Linked DNA regions of Homo sapiens: region 2 is linked to region 1. The links are chromatin loops, found by intact Hi-C in ENCODE. Cell type or tissue: A673. All regions are shown on one strand.

Region 1 (8,000 bases):
ACTTTAGCTTTAATTTAATTTTCTAAATCTGATGCCATTCCTAGTACATGAATATTCTGGATTTCCTCGTAGAGAAATTACAATAAGCATTCAAGAAATATGTGTAAAAAGCTTTCTAATTTTATATTCATTTCACTATTGTGTATGCAACATCATGATCCAGGCATTTGTTTCTATAAATCTACTCTCTAACTTAAGGTTGGGTGCGGTGGCTCACACCTTTAATCCCAGCACTTTGGGAGGCTGAGGCTGGCACATCACTTGAAGCCAGGAGTTTGAGACCAGCTTGGCCAACATGATGAAACCCTGTCTCTACTACAAATACAAAAGAAAATTTAGCTGGGCATGGTGGAGTGTGCCTGTAATCCCAGCTACTCGAGAGGCTGAGGCACGAGAATTGCTTGAACCCAGGAGGCAGAGGTTGCAATGAGCGACGATCACACTATTACACTCCAGCCCGGGTGACAGAACAAGATTGTCTAAAAAAAACCCAAACAAACAAACAAACAAACAAAAAACTACTCTCTAACTTAAAATGAAAAAACAGAACCCTGTCCTCATAAATTTCAGTGCACATGGAACACTGTTATAGGCTGGGGAGGAGGAGGACACAGCTGGGTGGCTGCTGGGTCTCCTGAGTCACATACCAAAAACTTCTGGGCCATCTTTGATGTTCCACCCAGACTGCTTTGAAGCTGGGCTTATCATAACACCTTATGTTTTCAATTGAGCCAGGTCTTTTACAGTTGGAAATAAATAAAAATAATTTCTTTTCATTTTTGTCCTTCAGATTGAAAAACAACTCAACTCAGAGTCACTGTCACAGTGGACTAATCCCAGCACCATGGCCAATGCCAAGGTCAAACTCTCCATTCCAAAATTTAAGGTGGAAAAGATGATTGATCCCAAGGCTTGTCTGGAAAATCTAGGGCTGAAACATATCTTCAGTGAAGACACATCTGATTTCTCTGGAATGTCAGAGACCAAGGGAGTGGCCCTATCAAATGTTATCCACAAAGTGTGCTTAGAAATAACTGAAGATGGTGGGGATTCCATAGAGGTGCCAGGAGCACGGATCCTGCAGCACAAGGATGAATTGAATGCTGACCATCCCTTTATTTACATCATCAGGCACAACAAAACTCGAAACATTATTTTCTTTGGCAAATTCTGTTCTCCTTAAGTGGCATAGCCCATGTTAAGTCCTCCCTGACTTTTCTGTGGATGCCGATTTCTGTAAACTCTGCATCCAGAGATTCATTTTCTAGATACAATAAATTGCTAATGTTGCTGGATCAGGAAGCCGCCAGTACTTGTCATATGTAGCCTTCACACAGATAGACCTTTTTTTTTTTTCCAATTCTATCTTTTGTTTCCTTTTTTCCCATAAGACAATGACATACGCTTTTAATGAAAAGGAATCACGTTAGAGGAAAAATATTTATTCATTATTTGTCAAATTGTCCGGGGTAGTTGGCAGAAATACAGTCTTCCACAAAGAAAATTCCTATAAGGAAGATTTGGAAGCTCTTCTTCCCAGCACTATGCTTTCCTTCTTTGGGATAGAGAATGTTCCAGACATTCTCGCTTCCCTGAAAGACTGAAGAAAGTGTAGTGCATGGGACCCACGAAACTGCCCTGGCTCCAGTGAAACTTGGGCACATGCTCAGGCTACTATAGGTCCAGAAGTCCTTATGTTAAGCCCTGGCAGGCAGGTGTTTATTAAAATTCTGAATTTTGGGGATTTTCAAAAGATAATATTTTACATACACTGTATGTTATAGAACTTCATGGATCAGATCTGGGGCAGCACCCTATAAATCAACACCTTAATATGCTGCAACAAAATGTAGAATATTCAGACAAAATGGATACATAAAGACTAAGTAGCCCATAAGGGGTCAAAATTTGCTGCCAAATGCGTATGCCACCAACTTACAAAAACACTTCGTTCGCAGAGCTTTTCAGATTGTGGAATGTTGGATAAGGAATTATAGACCTCTAGTAGCTGAAATGCAAGACCCCAAGAGGAAGTTCAGATCTTAATATAAATTCACTTTCATTTTTGATAGCTGTCCCATCTGGTCATTTGGTTGGCACTAGACTGGTGGCAGGGGCTTCTAGCTGACTTGCACAGGGATTCTCACAATAGCCGATATCAGAATTTGTGTTGAAGGAACTTGTCTCTTCATCTAATATGATAGCGGGAAAAGGAGAGGAAACTACTGCCTTTAGAAAATATAAGTAAAGTGATTAAAGTGCTCACGTTACCTTGACACATAGTTTTTCAGTCTATGGGTTTAGTTACTTTAGATGGCAAGCATGTAACTTATATTAATAGTAATTTGTAAAGTTGGTTGGATAAGCTATCCGTGTTGCAGGTTCATGGATTACTTCTCTATAAAAAATATGTATTTACCAAAAATTTTGTGACATTCCTTCTCCCATCTCTTCCTTGACCTGCATTGTAAATAGGTTCTTCTTGTTCTGAGATTCAATATTGAATTTTTCCTATGCTATTGACAATAAAATATTATTGAACTACATGTCTTGTTTTTTTTTTCCTATTAAGTTAGACTATTTTGAAATAGAACCAAGCCGTGCGTTTACAAAAGCATCCCTGAAGCAGGCAGATCACAAGGTCAAGAGATTGAGACCATCCTGGCCAACATAGTGAAACCCCGTCTCTACTAAAAATACAAAAATTAGCTGGGCGTGGTGGCGCCCACCTGTAGACCCAGCTACTCAGGAGGCTGAGGCAGGAGAATCGCTTGAACCTGGGAGGCGGAGGTTGCAGTGAGCCAAGATCAGGCCACTGCACTCTAGCCTGGCGACAGAGCAAAACTCCGTCTCAAAAAAAAAAAACAAAACAAAAACTCAAAACATAAAAACAACAAAAACAAAACAAAACAAAAAGAACAAACCCCAAAAAACCCCAAAGCATCCCTGTAGGTAAAATGCTCTTTTGAAGATTGAGGCAGACTAAAAAGAAATAAGAATAATTACTTCCTCTTTTCCCTTGTTTTCCTTTCTTCCTAGCCCTCAGCTCTGACTTCTTTCTCCCACACTCCTTTCATCCTAGGGAGTAAAAGACCAGGGCAGTGCTAGAATGACTCTCAACTGCATAAACATCTATAATGGAATCAGACACCTTGGGACATAGAGATCTTCCCAGCCCTTTTCACTCTAAACCCACCCTCAAAAGTCATTATATTAGGACACTGTATGTGCTTAAAACATTGTTTCTTCTTATGAAGAGTGTTTTTCTCAATGCCATGCACATTTGTTTTAAATTAGTTATGGTGTCCCTGAACCTAATATTCAACATAGCCTCTTTTCTGTCCCTATTGTGTGCTTGAACTAAACGTGTCTCCTCTTTCAACAAATGATGAGTACAAAAGCTGACAAATGCCCCCACATCCTTAAAAGATTATTTGTGTGGGATTGCTGGGGGTGGTCAAAGCCAGATTTTGCCCGCTTGGTTCATCATCCCTCTTATCCAGGCTATGAAATACAAAATGTGAGATGACTGTGAAAAACATTAGTGAGTTTTTAGAGGAAGGGAGAGATTTGTGCCTCTTTAAACCAAGAATGCAGGGAGCTTAAAGTGTCTCCTGCAATTTGGAAAACACTGAAAATTTTGGTCATCTTATCTGGGACAGTCTTAATTCAGTGATTTTTCAACCAGGGGAAATTCTGCCCCCTAGGGGACATTTTCATTGTCACAGCTGGGGTACTGTCATCTAGTGGATAGTCTGGGGGGTTTTGTCTAGGATGAGGAGGAAGATGAAAGAGGGTCGGTTTGGAAAGGAAGAATTCAGTGCATTCTGCAAGCACCCTGCCCAGCCCAGCTCACTAGCAAACTGGTCACAGGTATATTATCTCATTTTGTCCTCTCCACAGACCTTTCAGGAGGAAACCATGATCCCATCTTATAAATGAGGACGCTGAGACAGAGAATGGATAGACAACCTACTCAAGGTCACAGAGCTAATGCATGTTGGTGGCTATATTTGAACTCATGAAGACAGACTCCAGAGCTGGACTTCCTAACCTCTCTGCTCCATGCCCTCTTCCAACTGACAGCGATCCCTGACAGGGGTCACTGAATGAACCTGAAAGAATTCCTCTCTTCCAGACCTTCTCTATTTAGGAGGAGTTCCAAATATTTGTCATATCCTGGCAGTCCTTTCCTTGTCAACTAAAACATCCCTAGAGTCAGAGACAGTCCACCAGTAAGGGGCCCAATTACTGCCTTTGCTTATTCTCACAGTGACCCTGAAGTTAAGGGCCATGCCTATCTATTTTATGAGGAAATATGGGCTTAGAAGAATTGGATAATGCCTCCAAATGGGTAAATAGCAGGGCTTGGATTTGTGAACATTATGACTATGAAAACATATATTTAGTTATTTCCTTACTGATGAATATTCAGCTAGTTTCTGGTTTTTCTGTTATAGATAATATTACTATGGACACCTCTATACTTAATCATCTGTAATTATTATTATTATTATTATTTTTTGAGGCAGTCTCTCTCTCTGTTGCCCAGGCTGGAGTGCAGTGGTGCAATCTTGGCTCACTACAACTTCCCTCCCTCCCAGGTTCAAGTGATTCTCATGCCTCAGCCTCCTGAGTAGCTGGGACTACAGGCATCTGCCACCCCACCTGGCTAATTTTTTGTATTTTTAGTAGAGACGGGGTTTCACCATGTTGGCTAGGCTGGTCTTGAAATCCTGACTTCAGGTGATCTGCCCGCCTTGGCCTCCCAAAGTGCTGGGATTACAAGCGTGAGCCACTATCTGTTTAAGATTTCTAAAATCTTTGTGATTGATATGTTATGAATATATCACAATTTATTCATTCTACTCTTGATGGACATGTGGGTATTTCCAGGTTTGGGCTATTACAAATAGTACCATTGTGAATATTCTAGTACATGTTTTTTGGTGAAATATGTGTGCATTCCTGATTGTTACACACACACATATATATATTATATATATATACATTTTATATATATATAAAATGTATATATATATTTTAGTGGTTTTCCCAGTGCCTCTCTATCTTTCATTATGATTGTATAATAATTATGAGTGATTACTTTTTCCAACTATGACTCCTACCATCACCACTGCCATTCTTGGAGAAATTATTATGAGCCAGACACTTTGCTAGACATGACATATGTTATAATTCAGCTTCCACAGCAACCCTATGGGGCACCATTTGAGGTGAAAGGTGCTAAAGTTCAGACATGCGACACAAAAAAGCTTGCTGAGCACAGATGGCTACTGAGTTATATGGTTAGGACTTAAACCCCAGCTCTCTGACTCCACAGTCCATACTTTTTAATCACTATGATTTGATTATATTACAAAACTTACTTGTATTTGGCCATAAAAAAGAATTAAATCATGTCATTTGCAGAAACATGGATGGAACTGAAGGTCATTATCTGAAGTAAAATAAGACAGATTAATCATCTTAGGTGAAATAACCCACATAAAAAGACAAATATTAAATGTTCTCACTTATATGTGAGAGCTACGATATTTGATCACATGGAGGTAGAGTGTGGAAAGATAGAGATCAGAGACTGGGAGGGGTGAGCTGGGGGAGGAGGGGAAGATGAAGAAAAGTGGCTTAAAGGGTACAAACATATAGTGAGATCGAAGGAATAGAGTCAATGTTTGATTTCAGAGTAGGGTGACTGTACTTAACAAAAATGTATTGTACTTGGGTGATGGACAGCCACATACCCTGACTTGATCACTACACATTTTACACATGACATGGAACAAAATTTCATGTGTGCCCATACATTTTTACAAATAAAAAATGAAAGAGACCTAAAGTCCCTTTAGCCTGTTTAGTGTTGGTTGCTTTGCATCAAGAAATTGATGATTCATAGGAAAAAACAAAACAAAAAGCTTCAAGGGCAGATTTTCCTCTATGTTAAAAATGAAATGTTATGTTGAATAGAAGACAAATGAATGTAGATAAAAATAAAAGTTAAATGTTTACATAATAAGTAAACATTCCATAAATACTTGCTTTTCAAATATGTCTGGTTAAATGTAATTTTTGGAAAATTCTGTTTCTTTCTCAGGAGTCCTGTTCAGTCAACTGTATGGCATTTGTGATTTATATCAGATTAAAAAGACTTCCCTTCTAAGTTTTAGCTCTTGGACTAGAAACCACTAGCACAACATTCTTACCCTCAACCCCACCCTACAGTCATGGAAGATTTAGGTGATGGGCGTTTCCCTGTTCTTTTGTCCTTGTCACCATCCTCTGCCAGACAGTAACAGCTGCTTGAGTTTGTGAAAGCTTTTTGAGAAAAGAGATCAAACTGTTTCACTAACGGCAAATGACTATTCCTCTCCCAAGGCCTGGAACAGACAAAGGAAATGGCATTATTCTCCATTAGAGATGAGATAGATACAGACGTGTCCCTGGAACTTCTGACCGCATTTGAGGAGTCTTGCCAGTTGCACGTGGCCTGAAATGACAGCCCTCCCTGTCTCTATCACAGGCTGCTTTGCACTTCTCACATCTCCTGGGACAGGATCTATCACACAGTAAAATAAATACCAAGGCATATTTTCAATGGATGGAAAATAGAGTTTGAATGGGCAGGTGATCTATGTGTTTGTGTTGGTTGCCTCTTGCATCTAATGAGGGCTTCTCTGATGACATAAAACAAGATCGTCTTGTGTTTCTGAAAGTGTGTCTGGAGGAACAGTAGTTGTGTAGGGTATGAGAAGCTGCTATGAAATAGGAGTCCGTGGTTGAAAAATCTTGAAAAAGCTGTTTTGAACCAAATTAAACAGGTTCTGCAGTACTCTTCAAGCTTTCAAGAAGTTGATGTGGCCGGGCGCAGTGGCTCACGCCTGTAATCCCAGCATTTTGGGAGGCTGAGGCAGGTGGGTCACCTGAGGTCAGGAGTTCGAGTCCAGCCTGGCCAACGTGGTGAAACCCTGACTCTACTAAAAATACAAAAATTAGCTAGGAGGCTGAGGCAGGAGAATCACTTGAACCAGGAAGGCGGAGGTTGCAGTGAAAGGAGATTGCACCATTGCACTGCAGCCTGGGCAACAGAGCAAGACTCTGCCTCAAAAAAAAAAAAAAAAAAATTGACGCAGTTGACGTCTTTTCTGAATATCTGGAGGAGGGTACAGTGTCTCGTTCCTTATTTATTTTATTTTATTTTTAGAGACGGAGTCTCGCTCTGTTGCCCAGGCTGGAGTGCAGTGGCATGATCTCGGCTCACTGCAAGCTCTGCCTCTCGGGTTCACGCCATTCTCCTGCCTCAGTCTCCAGAGTAGCTGGGACTACAGGTACACGCCACCACGCCCGGCTAATTTTTGTATTTTTAGTAGAGACGGGGTTTCACTGTGTTAGCCAGGATGGTCTCGATCTCCTACCTCACGATCCGCCCACCTTGGCCTCCCAAAGTGCTGGGATTACAGGCAGTGAGCTACCGTGCCCGTCCTGGTTTCTTAAATTTATACGACCTCTAAACCTGGTAGTCACCCTGCATCTTGGAGGACAATTGTTTAGTAGAGTGAGTTTTGGGAAAAGTCAACTTAGCTGGGAAATAGACTTAGTAAGAAAAATCAAGATTTTTCCGGTTGCCATGTGGATACTATGGAAAGAACCCTGGTGTGGGAGGAAGCCCTGGATTCCAGCAACCAAACCACTCCTATCAATACCTGTATATGAGGGAGGGAGGGTCTTTATCTCAGGGATTTCTGAGATTCCTCTTGAAGCTAATAGTTCACGGGGCCCAAACAAATCCTCCATCCTGAGCCATCCCTCACCCATCCATCTATGTGGAGACGGCTGCCATTTCCATCCCTAAAAGCATGGTCAAGGGTCTGACACTCCTCTCTGACACTAGGAACAAAGGTTGTCCTCCCAAAGGTGAAGAGGCATGATTGCTATGTGCGCCGCCCCCCTCCCCCCAACTTTGGCAGGAAAATGAGAACAAG
Region 2 (8,000 bases), 170 kb before region 1:
TCATGAATGGTTAAAAGATCCATTCAAAGTACAAGACGGACCAATGGAATTTAATGTAACAGAGAACAAAACATTCATTGATGTAGTTTCCAATTCTATACTGCAACTAACCTTTAAGAAACTACCATTTGTTGAGTTTGGGTTTGATATCAAAAAAGAATGTCCATAATTATCTGAAAAGCCTAGTAAAATAGTCTTCCCTTTCCCAACTCCGTATCTGTCTCAGGCCAGATTTTCTGTATATCCTTCCATCAAAACAACATTATTACAACAGATGGAATGCAGAAGCAGCTATTTGAATCCAGCTGTTAATGCAGACCTTAAAGCAACTGGTGAAAATGTGAACCAATGCCACCGTCCTCACTGAACTTTTGTTTTGAAAAGTAGTAAATTTTGTTTAAAAAAAGTCACTTTATATATATGTGACTTTATATATATATATATGTGACTTTATATATATATATATGTGAATATATATATATATATATATATATGGAGTTTTGCTCTTGTTGCCCAGGCTGGAGCACAATGGCTCAATCTCAGCTCACTGCAGTCTCCACCTCCTGGGTTCAAGCGATTCTCCTGTCTCAGCCTCCCAAGTAGCTGGGATTACAGGCGCATGTCACCACACCCGACTAATTTTTGTATTTTTAGTAGAGACGGGGTTTCATCATATTGGTCAGGCTGGTATTGAACTCCTGACTTCAGGTGATCCGCCCGCCTTGGCCTCCCAAAGTGTTGGGATTACAGGCACGAGTCACTGTGCCCAGCCATTTTTGTTATTTTTAATGAATCAATAAATATTACAAACAGCTTCCATTTCAAATATGGCAAATATCAATAAATATAGCCATGTAAATAAACAAAAGTTCTCTGGGGTTGTTGACAATTTGTAAGAATGTAAAGTGGTCAAGAGAAGAAAAGTTTGAAAACCACTAAACTAAATGAATACTGCCAAAATACTAAGAGCTATTTAGCATCATTAGAAACACTGAATGGGCTGGGCACGGAGCTCACGCCTGTAATCCCAGCACTTTGGCCAAGAGGCTGAGGCGTGCGGATTACCCGAAATCAGGAGTTCGAGACCAGCCTGGCCAACATGGTGAAGCCCCATTTCTACTACAAATACAAAAAATTAGCCAGGTGTGGTTGTGAGCACCTGTAATCCCAGCTACTCAGAAGGCCGAGGCAGGAGAATCACTTAAACCCAGGAGGCAGAGGTTGCAGTGAGCCAAGATCGTGCCACTGCACTCCAGCCTGGGCAACAAGAGCAAAACTCCGTCTCAAAACAAACAAACAAACAAAACAACAACAACAACAAAAAACACCAAATGCATTTGCTTTGACCCGAGATAAGCAGGAAAAATAAAGTCTCACTTGTGCCATCTTCCTGAGCCTTTTAATGCACTCAGGACAAAGTTCTTCACACATGTATATATTTCAACAGAATTCACTATTCTCATTCTGCTCAGTTCAGTCTAATGTGACAGCATTTAGGCCACTTCAAGGCTGTCCACCATGTGCTGACACCTCTCATTCCAATGGTCCTATAGATTTTCCAAATTCAGTGTGGGTCTGTGGTTTACAGACATCCCTCATAAATGTGCATTTTTCCGCATTAACAGAAATGTTGTCAAAAAGCATGAGGCACATATGTTGTTCTTCTACAAAACAGCACATCATTTCTTAAAATACCATTTTTGATTCTGAATTAAAAAACATATCAACAGGGAAGACAGGAGGACAGGCCCACGGGGCTGGTGGCACTTTCTCGTTAGCTAACTTTTGGGAAAATGATACTGGGAAGCAGGAATGGGAGAGAAAGCAGCCAGGTGTATATGGGACATAGTATATATCGTTTACACTCATAGGAAAGTCTCATTTTCTTTTTAAAGAACCGGTGTTTCCAGACATCCTTCTAGTAAACCTGTTCCTCAGATTAAGGTATACAATCAGTTTTCAGGAGGCTACTCACTAATATGGAGTCAATAAAGCGTCTAAAAGAAGAAAAGTTGAGTCCAATATTAGATATGACAAATCTGACAGACTAAAAAATTCTAATAATTGATGTTTTGAAGTAAGTCCTTGGACAAATATCTTTTCAGAAATATAGTACTACAAACACAAATAGTACAGAAAACAAGGATTTTACTTACTATGGCATCTTTAACAATTTGTTTGGCCACCTGTTCTGGTTTGCACACAGATGTGGTCTCTGAAATAAGTCGAGTCTCCAAAGGCTAAAAGTGGAAAAACATGTACATAACAATATCATGATTGCCCATTACATTAAAAATAAATTATTCTTACAGCCTCCTGATTTACAAATAATTCCAATTTTCTACCTTTGGGCAGATTCCTATTTCTAGAATAAGGTCCATCTGGATTCTAAATCAGTGTCTACCTAGTTACTACGTAAAATTCTACCCAGTAGCTAACACAAGACAAGGAGGCCTTTGCCATTCTCTTAGAACATACGGAGTCTTGGCTCCACTGAGGACCATCAAAGCTAGAGTGAGAACACATCACTGGATACAAGTTCAGAAAGACCCCCTTTGACTCCTCAGTGCTGGCCGGACACCTGAATGATGGTGCTTTTCTGTAGAGGCTAGACCTGTGTCCAGAGCAAGCCTGCTCCCAAGACCAGCAACTCCATTCTGACCATATTCCCAGGTCAGCAGAGGGCTGATCCCTGGGGATGAACCTGGCGCCCAAGGCAGGGACAGTCGCAACCCAGCCCCCATTCAACAACTGCAGATGCTTCTTAAAGGACTTGCTGAGGAGGCAAATGCACAGGACACTGAAACAGAAGGAGCCACTTAGGAGATAACCCTGAGTGGTCCCTAGATGGGCTGCATGCTAGTTACCAGGCTGGAGCTGCAGACCCCAAATCTTAGCCTTTTCTTCCTCAAAAGGTCCATCTCAACTCTTACCTAACTCAAAAAGCCTTCCCTAAATACCTAACTGGCAGTAACCTCTCTCTTTCTTCTGTGAACATTTCTGTTTTAATACACATTATAGCTACTTGTGCATTTGCATTTTACCTCCTAAGTTTCTTGTGGGCAGGGCCTTTTTTGTAAGAAATTATTTATCTTTGGCTTTTCTTTGCGATGTCTTGCATATGTGTGCTCAAAAATTATTTCAGTTAGTTTCAATTAGAAGTGTCAAATAATTTCAAGTAGAAGTGTCAAACAAAAGCCTTAAACTGCATGAGACTGTAAACTTTACCACGTAAGCTTGAAGGAATTAAAGAAAATAAAAACCAGATTATATTTTCTTAAAATAGGAAAGTAAAGTATTTCATAAAGATCAAGTATTTCTTATGAACCTTTCTTAAGAGAAAGGCTGTTTTGAAGGAGCCACGATTCATTCTTCCAGACCCCCAGGCTGGCATAACCACACTAAATACACATAAGATTCTAAAGTACTATGGCGCCCCCTAAAGGGCCCACACATCAATGTAGAATTGTATTTACCCCCAACAAGTCTGCCCAAAATTTTACTGAAAAAACCCCAACTTAATCAACATCAGAATCAAACCTTAACAGGGAAATCACCACCCTTTGTCAGCTCTGGCTTCAAACTAAAAGACTGCATACCGAATGTTGCAAAGCTGCTTAGAAGATCTCTGCTTATTCTAAGACAGGACATTTGGCTTAAATTTACTTCTTTGAAATAGCAGTAATTTTTAAAAAGGCAGAGCCAAAGAGAAAAGAATAGGGGGAAAAAACCTAAATCACAAACATCTTTCTACAAATATACAGTCTAGGGAGTTTAAGTGCCAATTTTTATGCTGCAGAGATTCACATTTACAAAGTATTCGTATAAAAGAGAAAAAAATATATAAAACTAAAATTGGCCACAGTTCAAGGTGGTAAGTTCTGATTAATTCCTTTCTTCCCGCTTCACCTATTCATTTGCTCAAAAAAGCAACTACTATGTGTCAAGGCAAAGGGAATATTCCATTGAAAAAGTGTGAAGCTTATATTCAGCTCAGGATGACTGGCAGTCATTTTATATAAAAGATATGTCTGTTTTAAGTGCTATGAGAAGCTTCTGTTATAAGCTGTGATAAGTGCAATGGAGACTCAAATCATCAGACCCCAAGTCATCTCCTCTACGATGGCAAAAGATTAGCAATTTACTAACCAGATTCTTAATTCTCACCACTAAGAGTAGTTATAAGGCACTTTGTAGAAACAGAAAAATTAAGCAAAAGTTGGCACGTAGGTGGTGAGCTCCCCAGCCCTCCTGCCCTGCTTGCCTCCCACAACACAGACAGCAAGTCTTACTCTCCCAAAGGCAGAAGAAGACATGATTCCTCAGTAGGGAAACTGATCAAACCATGAGAAAAGTGAGCAGATGCTGGCATATGAGAATCTTCTAATGAAGTGGCTGCATCCCCTCCTGATCATCCTATAGTAAACAGCTGAGAAGCTAGAGATTTACAATTGGCATTTTAGTGCATCACTCTTAAATATGGACAATCAAGGATCAACAGACATTTCAGGAAGCCGGAAAAAACAACAACAGAGAAAAAGAAAGTAGGAGGAAATAAATAATACAAGATATAGAAGAAATTTTCAAACAAAACAACAGCAACAAAAAAACAAGGCTAAACATCCAGAGTGAATATCCTTAGACATAAGAGAAAATATGAAATCCATGAAATAAGGCAAGAAGCTATTTTTAAAAACTGTTTTAAATATTCAGAGAAAAGAGATCTAAAGTAATTTTTATGTAACCCAGTAGAAATAAAGATTTCAACAAAAAGGTTTAAGGATAAAGCGAATAAAAACCTAGAAGGGAGAACAAAAGGCCCAAGAGATTAAAAAAAAAAAGAGAGAGAAAATAGAAGGAAATTAGAGGATCAGTCCAGAAAGTTCAAAAATCTGAATAATAAATGCTCCAGAGAGAATGAACACTTGAAATACTTTGGGAAGAAAGAAGTGATAAAAGGAGTAATATAATAAAATGTCCCAGAACAAAAGTTGATAAAATAAAAGGGCTCATATGAAATGAGAAGATTTCATGCCAAAATCCATTAAATAAGGATAAAAAGGGACACAAGGTTTCCAAAAATAAATGGAAAAACAGGTTCTATACAAAAGGTTGGGAATCAAAATAGCACTGGATTCCACAGAAATTCTGGAAGCTGGAAATCAATAAATGCTCACAGAAATCTGAGGAAACATTATTTCCAAACTAGAAATCTGTACTTAACAAAACAATACATAAGAATAAAGAAAAATGGCCAGGCACAGTGGCTTATGCCTGTAATCCCAGCACTTTGGGAGGCCAGAGTGGGCCAGGAGTTGGAGACCAGCCTGGCCAACATGGTGAAACCCCGTCTCTACTAAAAAAAAATACAAAAAATCAGCCGGGCTTGGTGGCACGCACCTGTAATCCCAGCTACTCAGGAGGCTGAGGCACGAGAATCTCTTGAACCCAGGAGGCAGAGGTTGCAGTGAGCCAACATTGCACCACTGCACTCCAGCATGGGTGACAGAGCAAGACTCTATCACAAAAAAAAAAAAAAAAAAGGTTAAAATAAAAATAAAGGCATTTTCAGACATGTTGTTTCTAAAACAATATTACCTCTGATGTGCCCTTTCTCAGAAAATTGGTGGAAAATATTATAGCTCCACCAAAATGAGCAGATAAACCAAAAAAGTGAGAGTCATGGGCTCCGTCAAAGGGAGGGGAGAAGGGAACGTGCAGTGTGAGGTGAAGACAAGTCCTGACACCACCGCTGGGTGGCAGAACTAGAACAGACCAGGAACGGGGACGACCCCAGGAGAAATGTCTGAGGAAAAAAGAATGAATCTAATAGAATGTCCAATGTGCTCACATGGATCAAAAGGAGAATCTCAGTTCTGTTTGAATCTGGGACTGAATTAGTTATAGATAATTACAAAGCTAAGCAAATGAAAAGGCAAGAAAGGAAATGTCACTATAGAATGGTCCAAGTGTGCATAATATTAATATGAGCACTAAACCTGATTTAACTAAAGAGATGGGAGGAGTACACAGGGAATGGGGAACAGATATGAGTCTTAATGTTTTTGTTTTGAAACAAGTCTTACTCTATTGCCCAGGCTGGAGTGCAGTGGCGCAATCTTGGCTCACTGCAGCCTCGACGTCCTAGGCTCAAACTATCTGATATGGTTCGGATCTGTGTCCCCATGCAAATCTCAGGTCCAACTACAATCCCCAATGTTGGAGGAGGGACCTGGTGGGAGGTCACTGGATCATGGGGGTGGATTTCCCTCTTGCTATTCTCGTGATACTGAGTGAGTTCTCACGAGATCTGGTTGTTTAAAAGTGTGTGGCACCTCCCCTCTCTCTCTTCCTCCTGCTCCGACCACGTAAGACGTACCTGCTTTCCCTTTACCTAAGACTGTAAGTTTCCTGAGGCCTCCCCAGAAGCAGCAGACTGTACAGCCTGTGGAACTGTGAGCAAATTAAACCTCTTTTACGTGTAAATTACCCAATCTCAGGCATTTATTTATAGTAATGCAAGAACGGACTAATACACTATCCTTCCACCTTAGCCTCCTGAGTAGCTGGAACAATTCTAATTTTGCTTATTTTTTTGTAGGGAAAGGGTCTTGCTATGTTGCCTAGGCTGGTCTCGAACTCCTGGGCTCAATCAATCCTCCTGCCATGGCCTCCCAAAGTACTGGGATTACAGGTGTGAGACACCATGGCTGGCCTTAAATTTTTATTTTTTTATTTTTAATTTTAATTTTTTTTTTTTTTAGATATTGGTTCTCGCTCTGTCACCCAGGTCGAAATGCAGTACTACAATCATGGCTCACTGCAGCCTCAACCTCCCTGGCTCAAATGATCCTCCCACCTCAGCCTCCTGAGTAGCTGGAACTACAAGCATGTGCCACCATGCCTGGCTAATTTTTAAATTTTTTGTAGAGACAGGGTTTTGTTATGTTGCCCAGGCTGGTCTTGAACTCCTGGCCTCAAGTGATCTTCTTGCCTAGGCCTCCCAAAGTGCTGGGATTACAGGCATGAGCCACACTGTGCCTGGCCTGGTCTTAAATTTTATCTTCCACGGTAGAAAGTCAATAAATAATTTCTAAATCTTAAAAAAAAAAAAAGCAGTATAAACATGTTAGTTAAAATAAATGGCTACCTCTAGGGAGTAGGAATTGGGAATGGGAGAGATGAGGCAAAGGATTGATATTGGACTCTAAAACTGTGTGACATACTTCTTTGATAAAAATGTGCTGGAAATGGCTGGGTACAATGGCTCATGCCTATAATCTCAGCACCTGGGAGGCTGAGGAGGGAGGATCACTTGAGGCCAGGAGTTTGACACCAGCCTGGGCGACATAGTGAGACTCCATCTCTACAAAAAAATTAAAAATTAGCTAGGTGTGGTGGCACATGCCTGTAGGCCCAGCTACTCAGGTGGCTGAGGCAGGAGGATTGCTTGAGCCTGAGAGTTTGAGGATGCAGTTAGCCACGATTGTACCACTGCACTCCAGCCTGGATGGCAGAGTGAGGCCCTGTCTCTATAGAGAAAAAATCTGGTAGAAATTTAAACTTTAAGAAAATAAAGTGAGGGAAAAGAGGAAGGAAAGAAGGAATATTTGCCTGGAGAATCTCAAGGTCATCAGAAACCAGCTAGGCACTCTACCCAACAAACATTGTTGATTGGTGAAAACGAGTGTGAGCTGAAGAGTAGAAAGAAAATCAGAAAAGCAGTAAACATTAGAGGTTCAAATTGGGACATGTAGGATACTGACCTTTGTTCTGTTTTCTTCGGCAAAGCCAGGTGTGTCTGTGTCTGGTGGGTAAGCAACTGTGATGTAGACATTATATGGCTTCACCTGCATTTCAAAACAACACGTGTACCTTCAGTAAACAAGACACACTGAGGTCCTACACTGCCAACCTGCACTGGCTGCCCTGATTCCCAAAAAGCGGTGAGAACAATGGGGTGATTCTGTTAGGCGGGGAACTACACCAATTGCATTGAG

Evidence for each region. A loop is a pair of places that touch in the nucleus more often than their neighbours do. Peaks named below come from ENCODE experiments on the same cell type or tissue, not always from the same donor. Only the 100,000 strongest peaks of a DNase experiment are listed, where the experiment ranks them.
Region 2: a loop joins it to region 1, with 2.6 times the contacts of the local background. A loop is called at or near these places in 5 of 110 quality-filtered maps.

What each region holds. Positions count from the first base shown.
Region 1 is chr18:63,502,540-63,510,539 of GRCh38, forward strand. It overlaps SERPINB5 (serpin family B member 5), which reads left to right. Exons shown (of 7, transcript NM_002639.5): 7 at 791-2,546. The coding sequence ends at 1,183. Among named protein-coding and RNA genes, the nearest start is that of SERPINB5, 30 kb to the left of the region's middle. In A673, a CTCF peak has its summit at 3,708 (motif pointing left); DNase peaks (open chromatin) are centred at 3,702 and 6,302; H3K27ac peaks cover 587 bases.
Region 2 is chr18:63,336,644-63,344,643 of GRCh38, forward strand. It overlaps KDSR (3-ketodihydrosphingosine reductase), which reads right to left. Exons shown (of 10, transcript NM_002035.4): 7 at 7,767-7,850; 8 at 2,157-2,240. Among named protein-coding and RNA genes, the nearest start is that of BCL2, 21 kb to the left of the region's middle. In A673, CTCF peaks have their summits at 3,453 (motif pointing left) and 5,768 (motif pointing right); DNase peaks (open chromatin) are centred at 3,428 and 5,768; H3K27ac peaks cover 3,889 bases.